2 separate regions of the Homo sapiens genome follow, and region 1 is linked to region 2. The links are chromatin contacts, found by Hi-C or POLR2A ChIA-PET in ENCODE. All regions are on one chromosome and are shown on one strand. Each heading gives the region's core, a stretch centred on a gene start or an enhancer-like site at or near the end of the contact. The rest is flanking DNA. Distances are from core to core; before and after follow the strand shown. Region 1 holds the start of ABCF2-H2BK1 (ABCF2-H2BK1 readthrough). Region 2 holds the start of ACTR3C (actin related protein 3C).

The links. Hi-C counts contacts between places; a loop is a spot of excess contacts on that map. ChIA-PET counts read pairs that join two places held with the same protein, here RNA polymerase II (POLR2A). Pooled maps may share reads with other maps.
Region 1: a pooled map shows a loop between it and region 2 (18-fold over the local background). The contact joins the promoter of ABCF2-H2BK1 here to the promoter of ACTR3C in region 2. A Hi-C loop is called at or near these places in 1 of 37 single-sample maps with no recorded cell type and 10 of 50 pooled maps. POLR2A ChIA-PET finds 5 or more read pairs at or near these places in 1 of 52 experiments (K562).

Annotation. Positions count from the first base shown.
Region 1 is chr7:151,222,620-151,229,880 of GRCh38, reverse strand. It overlaps ABCF2-H2BK1 (ABCF2-H2BK1 readthrough), which reads left to right and starts at 2,676. Exons shown (of 17, transcript NR_160983.1): 1 at 2,676-2,718; 2 at 3,381-3,576; 3 at 4,893-5,105; 4 at 5,767-5,949; 5 at 6,032-6,203. It overlaps ABCF2 (ATP binding cassette subfamily F member 2), which reads left to right and starts at 2,676. Exons shown (of 15, transcript NM_007189.3): 1 at 2,676-2,718; 2 at 3,381-3,576; 3 at 4,893-5,105; 4 at 5,767-5,949; 5 at 6,032-6,203. The coding sequence starts at 3,423. RefSeq lists enhancers at 2,500-2,579, 2,690-2,739 and a silencer at 2,840-2,899.
Region 2 is chr7:150,319,323-150,326,694 of GRCh38, reverse strand. It overlaps ACTR3C (actin related protein 3C), which reads left to right and starts at 3,150. Exons shown (of 8, transcript NM_001164458.2): 1 at 3,150-3,226. It overlaps LRRC61 (leucine rich repeat containing 61), which reads right to left and starts at 3,340. Exons shown (of 3, transcript NM_001142928.2): 1 at 3,135-3,340; 2 at 685-854. RefSeq lists enhancers at 2,511-2,580, 3,901-3,960, 4,011-4,120 and a silencer at 2,971-3,290.

The DNA.
Region 1 (7,261 bases), core at 1,427-3,926, 900 kb before region 2:
AGGCATGGTGGTGCTTGCCTGTAGTCCCAGCTACTTGGGAGGCCAACGTGGGAGGATCGCTTGAGCCCAGGAGGTCGAGGTTGCAGTGAGCCATGATCGTGCCACTGAACTCCAGCCTAGGCAACAGAGCTGCCCAGAGCTGCTTGTCACCGTAGTTTCCTGATCTGCAAAATGGTAATAATCCTCACCTCGGAGTTTGTTGGGGGTGGGGAGTTTAATGTGATGGCATAAATGAAAAAGCATAATAAATATTGTTATCTGTAACCACACATTTTTAAACGAGGCTGGGAAAGGAGAAGCATATTTCTCCCAGGAGGCACAGGCGCTTGAATCTGTTTCTTTGTTGTGTTTTGTTTTTTGAGACAGGGTCTTGCTCTGTTGCCCAGGTAGGAGCGCAGTGGTACGATCTCAGCTTGCTGCAGCCTTGACCTTCTGGGTAACTGGGACCGCAGCGATGCGCTACCACGCCCGGCTAATTTTTGTATTTTTTTTAATAGAGATAGGACTTCGCCATGTTGCCAAGGCTGGTCTTGAACTCCTGAGCTCAAAAGATCCACCTGCCTCCACCTCCCAAAGTGCTGGGAATACAGTCATGAGCCACCACACTCAGCCAAATGAGTGCTTTTTATGTGATCCACAATCATAAATAACTTTTTTTTTTTTTTGAGATGGAGTCTCGCTCTGTTGCCCAGGCTGGAGTGCAGTGGCGTGATCTCGGCTCACTCCAAGTTCCACTTCCCAGGTTCACGACATTCTCCTGCCTCAGCCTCCCGAGTAGCTGGGACTACAGGTGCCCGCCACCATGCCTGGCTAATTTTTTGTATTTTTAGTAGAGACGGGGTTTTACCGTGTTAGCCAGGATGGTCTCGATCTCCTGACCTCGTGATCCGCTGGCCTCGGCCTCCCAAAGTGCTGGGATTACAGGCGTGAGCCACCGTGCCCGGCCCATAAATAACTCTTTTGCTTCATACAGAAGGGTTTTACAGTCATTTAACTGTATTCTTTTTGTAACTATATTCCCATTTTACAGAGGAGAACATGTACTTTGCCCAAGGCCACACAATGAAGCATAGAACTGGGGTTATGCTCTTAATTATGCTATGCCAAGTGAGGTCTCCACCTAGGTACCCCAGCAACACACGAAAGTCACTTCGTTTAGGGCACTTAATTTCATGGTGTCAAGGTCTGTTTTTTTTGTTTTTTGTTTTTTTAGAGACAGGGTCTAGTTTTGTCACCCAGTCTGGAGTGCAGTGGTTTGATTATAGCTCACTGCAGCCTTGAACTCCTGGGCTGAAATGATCCTCCCACTACGGCCTTCCAAAGTGCTTGGATTACAGGTGTGAGCCACCACACCCGGCTTGTTTACTTTTCACATGTTCCTTCTTTATTATGAGCTCCCTGAGGTCAGGGAGTGACTTTGCACCATTGCAACTCCAGCACATATATCTGAGCCTGACAGATAGTAGGCACTTCGTTGGTGGAGGATATTCTAGGAAAATGTATGTTCAAAGGCATGCAGGTGTAAAATAGCACGCTTAATCTCCGAACTATTTAAGTAGGTAAGTTCTACTGAAGTATGAGTTTGAGAAGAAAAACTAATTCTCATTGTTTGAGTCACGGACTGTGGGCGAAAAGGTGCCACATTTGGAGAATATGCTCAAAGGGAGCAATAGCTTCCTTTGCTGCCCCAAACGTCACTGATGGTGAGGCTTCTGCTGCACAGGAGCCTGGAGAAGTAACAAAGATCACAAAGGGCCTGCCTTGTACTTGAGGCTAAACATTTGGAGTTTACAATGTAGGTAATGTGAAGTCCTTGAGAGATTGTATTTATTTTTAAACCATCCAGCCCAAAATGTCATGTGAGAGATTTTAAACAGTGAGACTCAAAGGGAAAGTAACGGGCCCGGTAGCATGGCTAACTAATAATAAAACAAATCTCAGCCAAGGGGCCTTTTTATCTCGGGGCCCTTTCCACCAAACTTGCATGGCTTCAGTGGAAACCTAACAATGCGGCAGCGGGGAGGCTAAGCGGCCGAGGTTCCAAAACAACGTCTGGCACCTTCTAAAAGTTTAACAATGAACCAGCCTCTAAAATTAAGGTTTAATGAAACCAAGGCGCTTTCTTTCGTGAAGGAATTCCGTTGGCAACATCTTTGCAGCGATGCCCCGCTTTCTGGAACCCCTCCCTGCCCAGCGCCCCCTTCATTTTAGTCCTCCCCTCACGCTCCCACCTCTCCTCTCCCATTGTTTCGATCTACTCCCGCTGAGGCAAGCTGGGAAGTGTAGTTGCACGCCCTGCTGCCTGAGTCGGTTAGGTAGCTCTAAAAACTCGTAACTCCACAACAGCTCAATGGATTTTCGAGAGGTGGGGTAAAGCCTGAAGGCTCAGCCGGTTTATCCAACGAGCAATCTGGGATTTGCAGTTTCCAGCGCCCGAAGTGCGCCCGCTAGCAGAGAGCTCTTGGACTCTAATCCCGCCCCCTCCCCGAGCCTCGCGCATCCTGATGGCGTCACGCGGCCCCGCGAGGTCTGTGGGATACATAGTAGTCCTCAAGGCGGGTCTCACTCTTGGCCGCTGCAACTTGAGGACTACACTTCCAAGGAGGCAGCGCGGCGCGCCGAGAACCACCCGAGGCCGTGATTGGCTGGTGAGCCGGCCGCACGCGGAGGATCCTAAGGAGCAGCTCTGTTGCGACATAGGCCGAGCAGCGAGGCCCAGTGAGTTAGGGGAAGGGGAGCTGTAGGGAGAGGGTCCCCGCCGGTGAGGGGGAAAGAGAATTAGAAGAGGAAGCAGGGACGGGGTTTGGATGGAGGGCTCTGCGAGGGGGAAGATAGGGCTAAGGGAGAGAAGCTGACGGGCGGGGTGGGGGAGGACCCGGGGGTGACGAGCGTGGAGACTCGGAGGGGACTCACGCGGGCGAGGACGAGTGCGTCCCGGCAAGAGGCTGGGCTCGACGGCCGGGTGATGTGGAGAGGGACGATCGAGAAGAGGCCCGAGACGGACGGGAGGAGGAAGCCCGGAAAGTGAGGCGGCTAGCTGAGTGCGGAGCGCCAAGTTGTAGGGAAACCGGAGACGGAGACCTCCGCTGAGGGGCAGAACCTGGTCCCCAGCCGGAGGCCCTGAAAGAAGGAGCGTTTCCAAAGTGAGGCAGTCCGTGGGGGACTGGTGCCTGTGGGAAGAGATGTTAAGATTAGAAGAGCCGCTGAGAATCGGCATTGGTTTGGGATACCCTGACCAAGTTGGAACAGACGAGGCGGGGGCAGGCCAGGGCATCAGAGGCTTGATGTTGATACGAAGATTCCTGAGAGGGATGGAGCAGGGCCCAGGCATTCTTACTAGTAAGTTTAGGGTTTGGGGGTATCTGTTTGCCTTCCTTCAGGCTCCCTGAAACAACAGTAACCTACCCCTGTGGGTCATCATCATGCCCTCCGACCTGGCCAAGAAGAAGGCAGCCAAAAAGAAGGAGGCTGCCAAAGCTCGACAGCGGCCCAGAAAAGGACATGAAGAAAATGGAGATGTTGTCACAGAACCACAGGTGGCAGAGAAGAATGAGGCCAATGGCAGAGAGACCACAGGTGAATTGAGGGAGGGGTGAGTTGGGGATGGTTGCTAAGACTTAATGCATGCCCCAGCCAGAGTTGGAATCTTGATGCTGGGGGTAGTGGAGAATGTATCTGGTGTCATGCAACTTTTCATGATGAATCAAATCAGTAGAGTTGGAATTCGTGCCACCCTGTCATTGCGCAAGGAAGCCGAAGACGAGGTTCTCACATACTCAGTGGCAAGCGGATGTGAGAGTTGCTGAGCTGCCTTGCTGCTCTATTAGATTGTGAGGAGGGGATCAGTTCCCTGCCCCTTTCTCAGTTTCCATTTCTATGCATGGTGACCAATGTGCCAGGTTCTTTGCTACATTATACAATAAGCTTGTCCTCTCACTGGTGTAGTGGCTCTACCTACAAGAGAGTAACTTATGAGTTGATTTATGGGGTTTTTCCTGGGAGAGAGCTCCCTTTCTGTTATTTATATTTTGGGAAATATTTATTATTTCTCAAGTGCTAGACATGGTGCTATACACTGAGGCACTACCGTCTTCCCTCCAAAAACTTACCGTCTAGACTGGGAAACATGGCCATATGCGGTAAAGACTATTCCAGGCCCTTGGCAGTCCAATCCCAGCCCTCTTCCCTGCCCCCTGAAAACTCCCTAAACAGCCTTCTGCTCCATCCAGACTATTTATTATCTCTTGGATAGTCACCACATCTCTGTCCTTTCACACACTGAATTATAATACCATCATGTTTTTGCTAGCTACATTTGACATTTCTGTCAAGGCCCAGCTCAAGATAATGAAGCGTCTCTCAGTCAAACCTGACCACAGTATTTCCATTCTCTATACCCTTTTGCTGTCTTTTAGTGTTACTTACCTTTTTATGTTGTATCTCCTGTTTCTTTGTCTAAATTGTTTCATCTTTGAGTGCAAGGACCCTGTCTTGGGTTTTTTTTATGACTTGCTTCTCAGGTAGACACTAAGTAAATGTTTGAAGAGGAAAGGAGAATTAGTCTGCAAGTTGTAACAGATAGGCGTTCAGAAAAGGGGGACTTAGAAAGCAATTAGAAAGAGCAATAAAGTCAGGCTGTGGGGAAGTTTTATTCCTGGCCACAGTAGTGGAGGACAGAAGTTAAGAGTGATGGGAGTAAGTAAACAGATATGGGAGGACAAAACAAAGGAAAGCAGGGTGTCGGGGCAGCTCTGTGTCATTGTGCACTCTGTAAAGTTTGGGAAACATCTGAGTGCTCAGCAGGATTGGAGCCTGGTCCTTCAGGACGTTGACCTTTGTGGAGAGCCGAGTCTGTCTCACGCCATCTTCCCAAACTGCTTTTCTATCCGCAGAAGTAGATTTGCTGACCAAGGAGCTAGAGGACTTTGAGATGAAGAAAGCTGCTGCTCGAGCTGTCACTGGCGTCCTGGCCTCTCACCCCAACAGTACTGATGTTCACATCATCAACCTCTCACTTACCTTTCATGGTCAAGAGCTGCTCAGTGACACCAAACTGGAATTAAACTCAGGCCGTCGTTATGGCCTCATTGGTTTAAATGGAATTGGTGAGGCCTTGGAAGGGGAGGTGGGAGGTATCTCTCCTTAGCTCATCTGTCACTCACAAGCATTTATTTAGCATCAACTGTGTTCAGAGCAAAGCATTTAGAATAGGGATGGGAGACCAGATTATGTCCAGGGGAAAGGAACTAGCAACGCAGAGCAGTATGTGTTATGTACAGGTTGAGTATCCCTTATCTGAAATGCTTGGAACCAGAAGTGTTTCGGATCTTGGAATATTTGCATTATACTTACCGGCTGAGCATCCCTAATCCAAAAACCTGAAATTCTCCAGTGAGCATTTCCTTTAAGCATCATGTGAGCACTTAAAAGGTTTTGGATTTTGGAGCATTTTGGATTTTCAGATTAGGGTGCGTCCACCCTGTACCACATGATTAGTTACAGCAGGTGCTGGAGAAGTTGGTCAGGGGCGTGTGAAGCTGTGGTAAGTGAAAAAAGCTTCAGATAAGGGGTGGGGCAAGAATTGGAGGAAAGTTAGAAAGGAATCCCAAGAATGGGGGCTGGCAAGATTTGAACGAATGAAGGGAAGAAAGGTCCTCAAAAAAAAAAAAATGGATGAGGTCCCAGTTTGACTGGGGTGGAAGAACTAGTGGTGAAGAGGGATAGGGGAGTTCACTGTACCAAGCGTCTGCTGCTCTCCCCTCTCAGGAAAGTCCATGCTGCTCTCTGCTATTGGGAAGCGTGAAGTGCCCATCCCTGAGCACATCGACATCTACCATCTGACTCGAGAGATGCCCCCTAGTGACAAGACACCCTTGCATTGTGTGATGGAAGTCGACACAGAGCGGGCCATGCTGGAGAAAGAGGCAGAGCGGCTGGCTCATGAGGATGGTAGGGCTCCAGACCTGGGCATAGGGGTGGGCGTCCTCCCAGAAAGGCCCCCAGGAGCCTCATGGCCATACACTGTCCACAGCGGAGTGTGAGAAGCTCATGGAGCTCTACGAGCGCCTGGAGGAGCTGGATGCCGACAAGGCAGAGATGAGGGCCTCGCGGATCTTGCATGGACTGGGTTTCACACCTGCCATGCAGCGCAAGAAGCTAAAAGACTTCAGTGGGGGCTGGAGGATGAGGGTTGCCCTTGCCAGGTGAGTCCCTCCCTCCTTCCCTACCCCCATAACTCCCCCATCTCTCCAGTGTTTAGTGTTCACTCCAGTGGAACTGTTTGGAACAGGAGTCAGTGGTAAGTGTCAAATGAGACATGGACATCTGCAGTGTGGAGGGGGTTGTTGTGTATGGGCTAGAGAGAGAGCTTCCTGGCTGAAGTGGTAGAGTGACTCAGTTTTCTATTGGATTCTTAGCACCCAGCACAGAGTTTAGAGATCCTAGGGGTAGTCCTAGGTAAAACGGTGGAGTAGGTCTGTTTCTGTCCTCCCACCAGGATTCCCTTTCCACCCTTTTTGTACTCTAGTCCTGCTAATTCCAGCTGTAAAGATAAAATGTTAGACGGCTATTATGATAGCTGTCGTTCTTATTCTCTTGTGGCCTGGACTCAAAGTGAGTTTCCATAGACCAGCATTCCCCCAATAATCCCCCCAGAGTCACTAAACAGGTAATTCCTTGCCCCATCATTCTCTGTGAAGGGAATTTATAAGACTTGATATACTTCTCTAGAAAGTTGCCTGCATGTGCCTTAGAGTATAAGCACAGTGGTTCCACATGCTAGCAAGGATTAGCTGCCTCCGGTTCACCCAAGGAGCTTTTAAAAACACAGATTTCTGGTTTGGGAACCAGAGCTTTAGAGTCTATCCCTCGCTAGACTCTGGCCACCCCACAAGATAGGTCTATCTTCAGACCTTCAGATAGGTCTAATTTGTTTTAGCAGTTTATTTCCTCTGTATTTTTTTGTCTTCTCCGTAGTCTCCAACTTCAGTGCACAAGGCTCATAAACTCATAAAGACTTCTACAGCCTTGCCTCGAACTGTCCTTATATGCTTCTGAGCCCCGTATTCTACTCTTCAATCTCTTCTCTTCGACTCTTGTTTCTGTCCTGCTTCTCCTTTTCCCTCTGAGGTATAGAGCCTAAAATTGATTTCAAGACTCAAGCCAGGAGCCTACTCAGAATTGCATGTAGCAGGCAAGTTTGTCCCGTCCTGTGTCACATCCATTATAATTCTGAGGTGCTTCTGTCTCCTTTACCGTCCTT
Region 2 (7,372 bases), core at 1,901-4,400:
TTTTTTTTTTTTCAGACTGGGTCTTGCTCTGTCACCCAGGCTGGAGTACAGTGGCATGATCTACCTTGTTGCAACCTCTGCCTCCTGGGCTCAAGTAATCCTCCCAAACTCAGCCTCCCAAGTAGCTGGGACTTCAGATGTGCACCACCACACCCAGCTAATTTTTGTGTTTTCTGTAGAGACGGGATTTCACCATGTTGCCCAAGCTGGTCTTGAACTCCTGGGATCAAGCAATCCCCCTGCCTCAGCCTCCCAAAGTATTGGGATTACAGGTGTGAGCCACTGCACCCAGCACACCCCAAAATCTTCATCTTAAGACCTACCCAGTTACCCCAGGACACCAATCTTGTTCTGTTTCCCAATTAGCTTTGTCTCATCATAAATGCTATACTCTGCAGATACTCTTGATTCACTCAATCATTTAACAGAAATTCATCAAATGTCTACTATGAGCCAGCACTCTGCCTTCAAGATATGAACAGAGGAGAGTAGCTGCCTGGCTGGCACTTGGGGCTCAGGATGAGACGACAACCTAGAAATGGGCTCATCATTAGACCAGGGGGAAAGTGGGGTATGGTGCTATGAGGCGGGGAGGGATCCCTGGGGGGCCCCCGGGCTGACCTACTGAGAAACAGGGTCTATTACACTGAAGAGCTTAGACCCGTCTTGCAAGGTGTTGTTTACCTTAGGCTATTGCTTCACAATCTTCAACCCTCGCAGGCCCGTCAGGTAGATCTGGGATTTTGTGTCATCACTGGTACAACAGTGACACCACCATGTTCTCTTCCACAGAAGTACTTTAGGATGACAGTGCAGCTGGCACTGTTGAGAGCCAACCTTGAATCCAAATGAATCTAAAACGTAAATTTTAAAAAGAAAGTCATTGATAAATTTCAGTACTTTATAACTAAGAAGTTACTTGTGGCCAGGTGTGGTGGCTCACGCCTGTAATCCTAGCACTTTGGGAAGCCAAGGTGGGTGGACTGCTTTGAACTCAGGGGGTTGAGACCAGCTTGGGCAAGATGGCGAAACCTTGTCTTTACAAAAAAAATACAAAAAAATCAGCCAGCTGTGATGGCCTGTGCCTGTGGTCCCAGCTTCTTGGCAGTCTGAGGCAGGAAGATGGCTTGAGCAGGGAAGTGGAGATTGCAGTGAGCCGTGATTGCACCACTGCATTCCAGCCTGAGCAACAGAGCCAGACCCTGTCTCAAAAAAAAGAAGTTACTTGTGACACACATCACCACAGCTGACAACACATTGGAGGCCTACAACCACAACAAGACAAGATTCCAAGGGCTTCTAAGCTGAAGCACGGCCTTTTGGGCTGCACGCCTGCCCATAGTCGATCATGTGGGCAGCAGTCAGGAAAGCGCCCTAGCCAGGCCACATGGGAAGCAGGCACATCCCTGGGAGGCAAAAGGGAAAGCGGGCCAGGCCGGGGTGACGGCAGGGCGGGGTGATGGCACAATGCATGGAGGAGACTGTGGGGAGAGCTGTTCAGGAGGTGGCCCATGCCTAAGCCTCAAGTGGAAGAGGAGGAATGATGGAGAGCGCCTCCACAGTGAGCCTCTTTCCTCATACAGGTCCATGTGGGCTATTTTGGGGCAAATCTTCAGGCAAGTTTCTAGAGAAACTGAAGGAAAACACCAGAGGGGGCTGCCCAGGTAATGCTGACAATACAGGGAGGTGAGAGGATGAGCAGATCTCAAAGGTGACTGAGAGGCAGAGGGGAGAGACAAGGAAAAACCAAAGTAAAGTGAAGTTAGGGAAACCAAGAAAAGACTTTCCAAAAGCAGTGGTCAGCGGGGTCAAAGGTCCCTTCAGTGGGCGGTACAGCAGGAAGTGGGGGAGAAGCAGGAACCGGGAATGCTGGAGGTGGGGATGGGAGGGAAAAGGCTTGGCTCTGTCCCTAAACAGAGAGAAGGTGACCTGGGAAGAGCGGGGAGGCTAACTACACAGGGAAGAGAAGCTTCCTGGAGAAAGGGATCCAGGGCACAGGCGGTGGAAGGGATTGGCCTCAAGAGACCAGGAAGAACTCTCATTTTTCCTGACAGAGAAAGTAGGATGGGTCTGGTAGCAGGCAAGTCCTGGAGTGCTGTGCAGAAGGGAAGTGAGGCAGCTTATGCCTGAGAGCCAGGCATGTTGATTGCTCACGGGGAGCCGTACATCTGTAAAGGCAGCCAGCGGCTGGCTGAGTGATCTGGCTTAGCCTGGGCTGGGAAGCACCTCCGCACACTGGCTCAAGAAATTAGACCTATTCTTCTCGCTGCTCTCACCAAGCCTTTTCCCAAGTGCGTGCCCAGAAGGAAAGCGGCCACTCTTCTACTTCTCTTGTGCCTGCAAGAGAAGTAGAACCCCACCCTGGGCATTCCATGATTATGCCAGGCCTTTCTCACTCCGCCCAGTCCCTCTCCAGCCCCTCTGCTCTCAACTCCAGCACTGCAGGGGGACAGAGTGTCTACTCCACCCCCACCAGGCAGGGGATTTTAAGCACCTGCTGGGCCCTCAAGTCTCATCTTCCTCCACAACATCTGTGAGAAGATTGAAAGGTGGTGAGAGAAAGGGATAGGAGGAGATGAACGTGTGAAAGGAAAAGAGGAGAGCAAGCCATTGCATGTTTTGGGGTTTTGTCCCACACGCAAATTTGACTACTTATAAAGTCTAAGCAAGATGTTTTAAATAATAATCATGCATCATTAGGTTTCATACTGTGCAAAAAAAATGACACAAAGTGAGATCTGTTACAAACGACACGGCAGCACTCTGCTACTTTCTGGAAGCTTAGGGCTAACAATGGAGTCAGAGCATGGCATCCAGAGCCCGTCTCTGAGCACGGCCGTGATCCTGCTCCAGCACACGCCTCGGTTTCCTCGTCTACATTACGGGAATAGTAACAGCACCCGCCTCATGAGATTGTTAGTGTTAAACGAGTTAATTAATACCACAGTATTTCAGGGCAGTTCTCGGCACAGAGGGAGAGATGGGTAAGGGCTGGCTGTTCCGGAAGATTCTGGCCTCTCCCAGTGTGTTTCGGCGCGAGGGCACCGCTGGCCCAGCAGGTGGCCCCCCGGGGCCGGCACGGGCCCCGACAGCCGCCCCCTTCCCTGAACCTCGGCGGCCCAGTCCCCGCTTACCTGAGGGGTGGAGCCGGCAGCCTGCGGAGCCACTGGCCAAGCTGGGAAGTCCGGCGCAACTCCGCACCGCAGAGCCGGCGCCTCCTCGGCAGGTAAGAGCCGCAGCCCCGCCGCCCGCCGCCTGGCGGCCCCTGACCCCTGGGCCGCGTGCCCACCACCCAACTTGTTGGCCAGCGTGCTTCTCCCAGCGCCGCAGGCCTGAGCTCCCGGAACGCGCCCAGGGGGCCTGGCCAAAGGCCGTAGTGGGCGCTCTGGATTCCGGGATGCGCCAGGGGTTACTTCCGGAAGCGCAGCCTGCGGGGGTCTTCGCGCGCACCCCCCGCCTCGCAGTTGGTACGTTCCTCCTACCTGCGGTGCCTGAGTGCGCAGGCGTGGGCAGCGAGGCGGTGCGGCCGGAAGCGAAGGGGCCGTGAGGTCAACAGTCGGTAATCGTTTATCGGTGCGGCCTTAGAGAAAGGACCTCCAAGCCCTTGTTCAATACATGTTGGGTGGTGGTCACAGGTGCCAGTCTCCGGACGGATGGCGGCCTAGATTTCCTCCCGGACTCGGTGGCACCCAAGGCCCCCTGCACGCCGGCGCTGTGCGTGCCAGGCTGACCGCCCGAGTGCGACCCGGACCTCGTCCGCACGTGCAGATGGAAGGGGCCACAAAGACGATAAGGATCCAGGTCTCCCGCGTGGAAGGCTCATCTATCGGTCGGTTCAGGAAATCCACCCAGGGTGTCTCCTGGTGTTATCAGAAAGGGGTCCCGATCCAGGCCCTAAGAGAGGGTTCTTGGATCTCATGCAAGAAAGAATTCAGGGCAAGCCCATAGAGTAAAGTGAAAACAAGTTTATTAAGAAAGCAAAGAAGTAAAAGGATGGCTACTCCATAGGCAGAGCAGCTCCAGGGCTACTGGTTACCCATTTTTTGGTTATTTCTTGATTATATGCTAAACAAGGGTTGAATTATTCATGAGTTTCAGAGAAAGGGGTGGGCAGTTCCCGGAACTGAGGCTTCCTCCCCTTTTTAGACCATATAGAGTATTTCATGATGGTGTCATGGCGTCTGTAAACTGTCATGGTGCTTGCTGGTGGGAGTGTCTTTTAGCATGCTAATGCATTATAATTAGTGCATAATGAGCAGTGAGGACCACCAGAGGTCCCTCCCATTGCCATATTGGTTTTGGTGGCGTTTAGCCAGCTTCTTTACTGCAACCTGTTTTATCAGCAAGGTCTGTATGACCTGTATCTTGTGCCAACCTTCTGTCTCATCCTGTGACTTAGAATGCCTAACCTCCTATGAATGCAGCCTCATTTTACCCAGCCCTTATTCAAGATGGAGTAATTCTGGCTTAAACACCTCTGACACTGGGGCAAATGCCTGCTGCCTGATGACTCCCACAAGTCCTTAACACCTAACCCAGAGAACATCTGGGCCTGCATCCACTCTGGTGCTCTGCCACTCCTGCAGCTACAAATTGTGTGGGAGCCGAAGAAGTCATGTTCCCTGGACGAGCACAAAATGCCTGTTTGTCCCATGTTGGTTCCACATGTGCACCAAAGTGAACAACTTTTGTCTCCCTGGCTACCTTGAACTTCTTTCCACCTCCTCAGTTGGACATATTCAAGGGGCTGGCCCGGGGGCAGGCTTCCCTAGTCTTCCCAGGGGCAACCTCAGCTTTTCCCATATCTTTCAGATGACCCTTCTCCTGCCCCAAGCAAATTAATGCCAAGCCAGTCTAGTTCTCCAGCTTGGGCTACAGCTGGGACCCCTGCCCAAGAATAGTGATTTTTATCTTTACACTTTATCCAAGTTTTTTATTTTTATTTTTATTTTTTTGAGATGGAGTCTCACTCTCTTGCCCAGGCTGGAGTGCAGTGGTGTGATCTCAGCTCACTGCAACCTCCACCTCCTGAGTTCAAGCGATTCTCCTGCCTCAGTCTCCCAAGTAGCTAAGACTACAGGCGTGAACCACCACACCTGGCTAATTTTTGTATTTTTAGTAGAGACGGGGTTTCGCCATATTGGCCAGGGTGGTCTCAAACTCCTGACTTCAAGTGATCTGCCCGCCTTGGCCTCCCAAAGTGCTGGGATTGCAGGTGTGTGCCACCCTGCCCAGCCATATGCAAGTTATTTTTAATTTCAGTTGATCTCCATGCCTCGGAGATGGAAGTATTAGTTTCTCCATTATATGGATCAGAAAATTGAGACTCACACAGCATGTTACAGTAGGAAATGGCACTAAAAGAAAAATTATTCAAACAATTGTTAAGGTGAGAGACTTTATTCAAGAACAGCTGCAATAGGGATTATGCAATAGGGGCAAAAAAATCAGGCTTAACATCAAATACAAGGACAGGTGGAGATTTATAGTTAAGCAACAGGGTGGAAGTCAGCAGATGGAAAATTACTAAGAGGACACATAAAGGTTAGGGAGATTTTTGCTGAACACAAGCCGAGGTGATCAGATACCAAGGGTAGGGGATTTTTGCTGAACTGACTCAGCAGGATTCTTGCTAAAACTGAACTAAGTGAGTTAAGGACCAGCCCAGGGTCAGGGCCTAGTCAAAACGAGGACTGAGAGGAGCCTGACTCAAGTTTAGTCAAAGAGTGAGTTCTTTTCATGAGCTACCAATGATTTGAGTTGTATTGTCAGAGGTGTCCTAACTAGAGTGACACTATCCTAAATAAAGGCTGGGGAAGGCAAGACCTGCTGGGTTGCATTCCCAGGAAGTCAGCACTCTTGATCACAAGATGTTTATTGTTGAGGAAACAAGTTAATGGAAAAAGGCATTCTTGTTTTTGTTTTTGTTTTGGAGATGGAGTCTCACTCTGTTGCCCAGGCTGGAGTGCAATGCCACCATCTCGGCTCACTGCAACCTCTGCCTCCCGGGTTCAAGTGATTCTCCTGCTTCAGCCTTCGAAGTAGCTGGAATTACAGATGTGCGCCACTTTACCTGGCTAATTTTTATATTTTTAGTAGAGACGGGGTTTTGCCATATTGGCCAGCCTGGTCTCAAACTCCTGACTTCAAGTGATCCACCCACCTCAGCCTCCCGAAGTGCTGGGATTACAGGCTTGAGCCATGGCGCCTGGCCTGGAAAAAGGCATTCTTAATTTAAACTATATTTTGCTCTAAAGATAATAGTCCACTCATAAATTCTTTCTGAAATTAATTGCACAAGAGAATAACAATACAGATAGTCTGTCACAAGCCGATCACAAGCCTTTGTAATAAAATACACTATTCTTAGCTCTAATATCCTACACAAACAAGCATTACATTTGAGGTAGGGCGTTCTTCCTCTTGCTTCCTGAGGATACCCTACTCTAATAGATTAGTTTCTAATAAACCATTTAAACTTTACTGTACTTTGCGACTCACCCTAAATTCTTTCCTGTGCAAGATCCAAGAACCTGCCCTTGGGGTCTGGGGTGAAACCCCTTTTCTGGTAAGAGTACTGTTACATGGGATCCACACTATGGGCTCAGAGTTGGTCCCTTTCCAGCGTTAATCCAGAAACACTCTAAAACAAGGAGTTTCTTACTCAAAAGAGGGCAAAAGACCAGTCAGGGATGGATTGGCAGAGGAAGAACGGAAGGAAATGCTGATCTTCCTGTAGGTACAAAACTTGTCACTGCAGCCAAGCCAAGTTTCAGGAGGGTTGACCTAAAATCATCTCGTTTTGCTAGGTGTTTTACAAAGGATAAATAGGACTGGCTCCTGCCCCTAGAGCTTCCAGATACAGCATCCCTGTTTGCCCTGTTTGCAGGGGTGACAGAAAGTGGGAAGTAGCTACATTAGCTGCTAACTCTGTCTCGGGTCAGGGGAGAGGTTGGTAGGGTTAGCCCCAACAGTGTTTTAAAATGCAGAGTAATTGTCAAGACTGGAGTCTGGGCAAACAAACAATAAATAAATAAATACAAAGTAATTGGATGGACAAAGTGCTTTGCCTCCATCTTCCCAAAGTCAAAGGCACCTGAATTTGCCATCCTGCCCTAACTCTTCCTGGACCATTTCATAGCCTTGTGGAATGTCAGAGCTAGACAGACCCTTAAGAAGTTTGTTCTGGGCCAGGCGAGGTGGCTCATGCCTATAATCCCAGCACTTTGGGAGGCCGAGGCAGGCAAATCACCTGAGGTCAGGAGTTCAAGACCAGCCTGAGAAACATGGAGAAACCCCGTTTCTACTAAAAATACAAAATTAGCTAGGCATGGTGGTGCATGCCTGTAATCCCAGCTATTCGGGAGGCCAA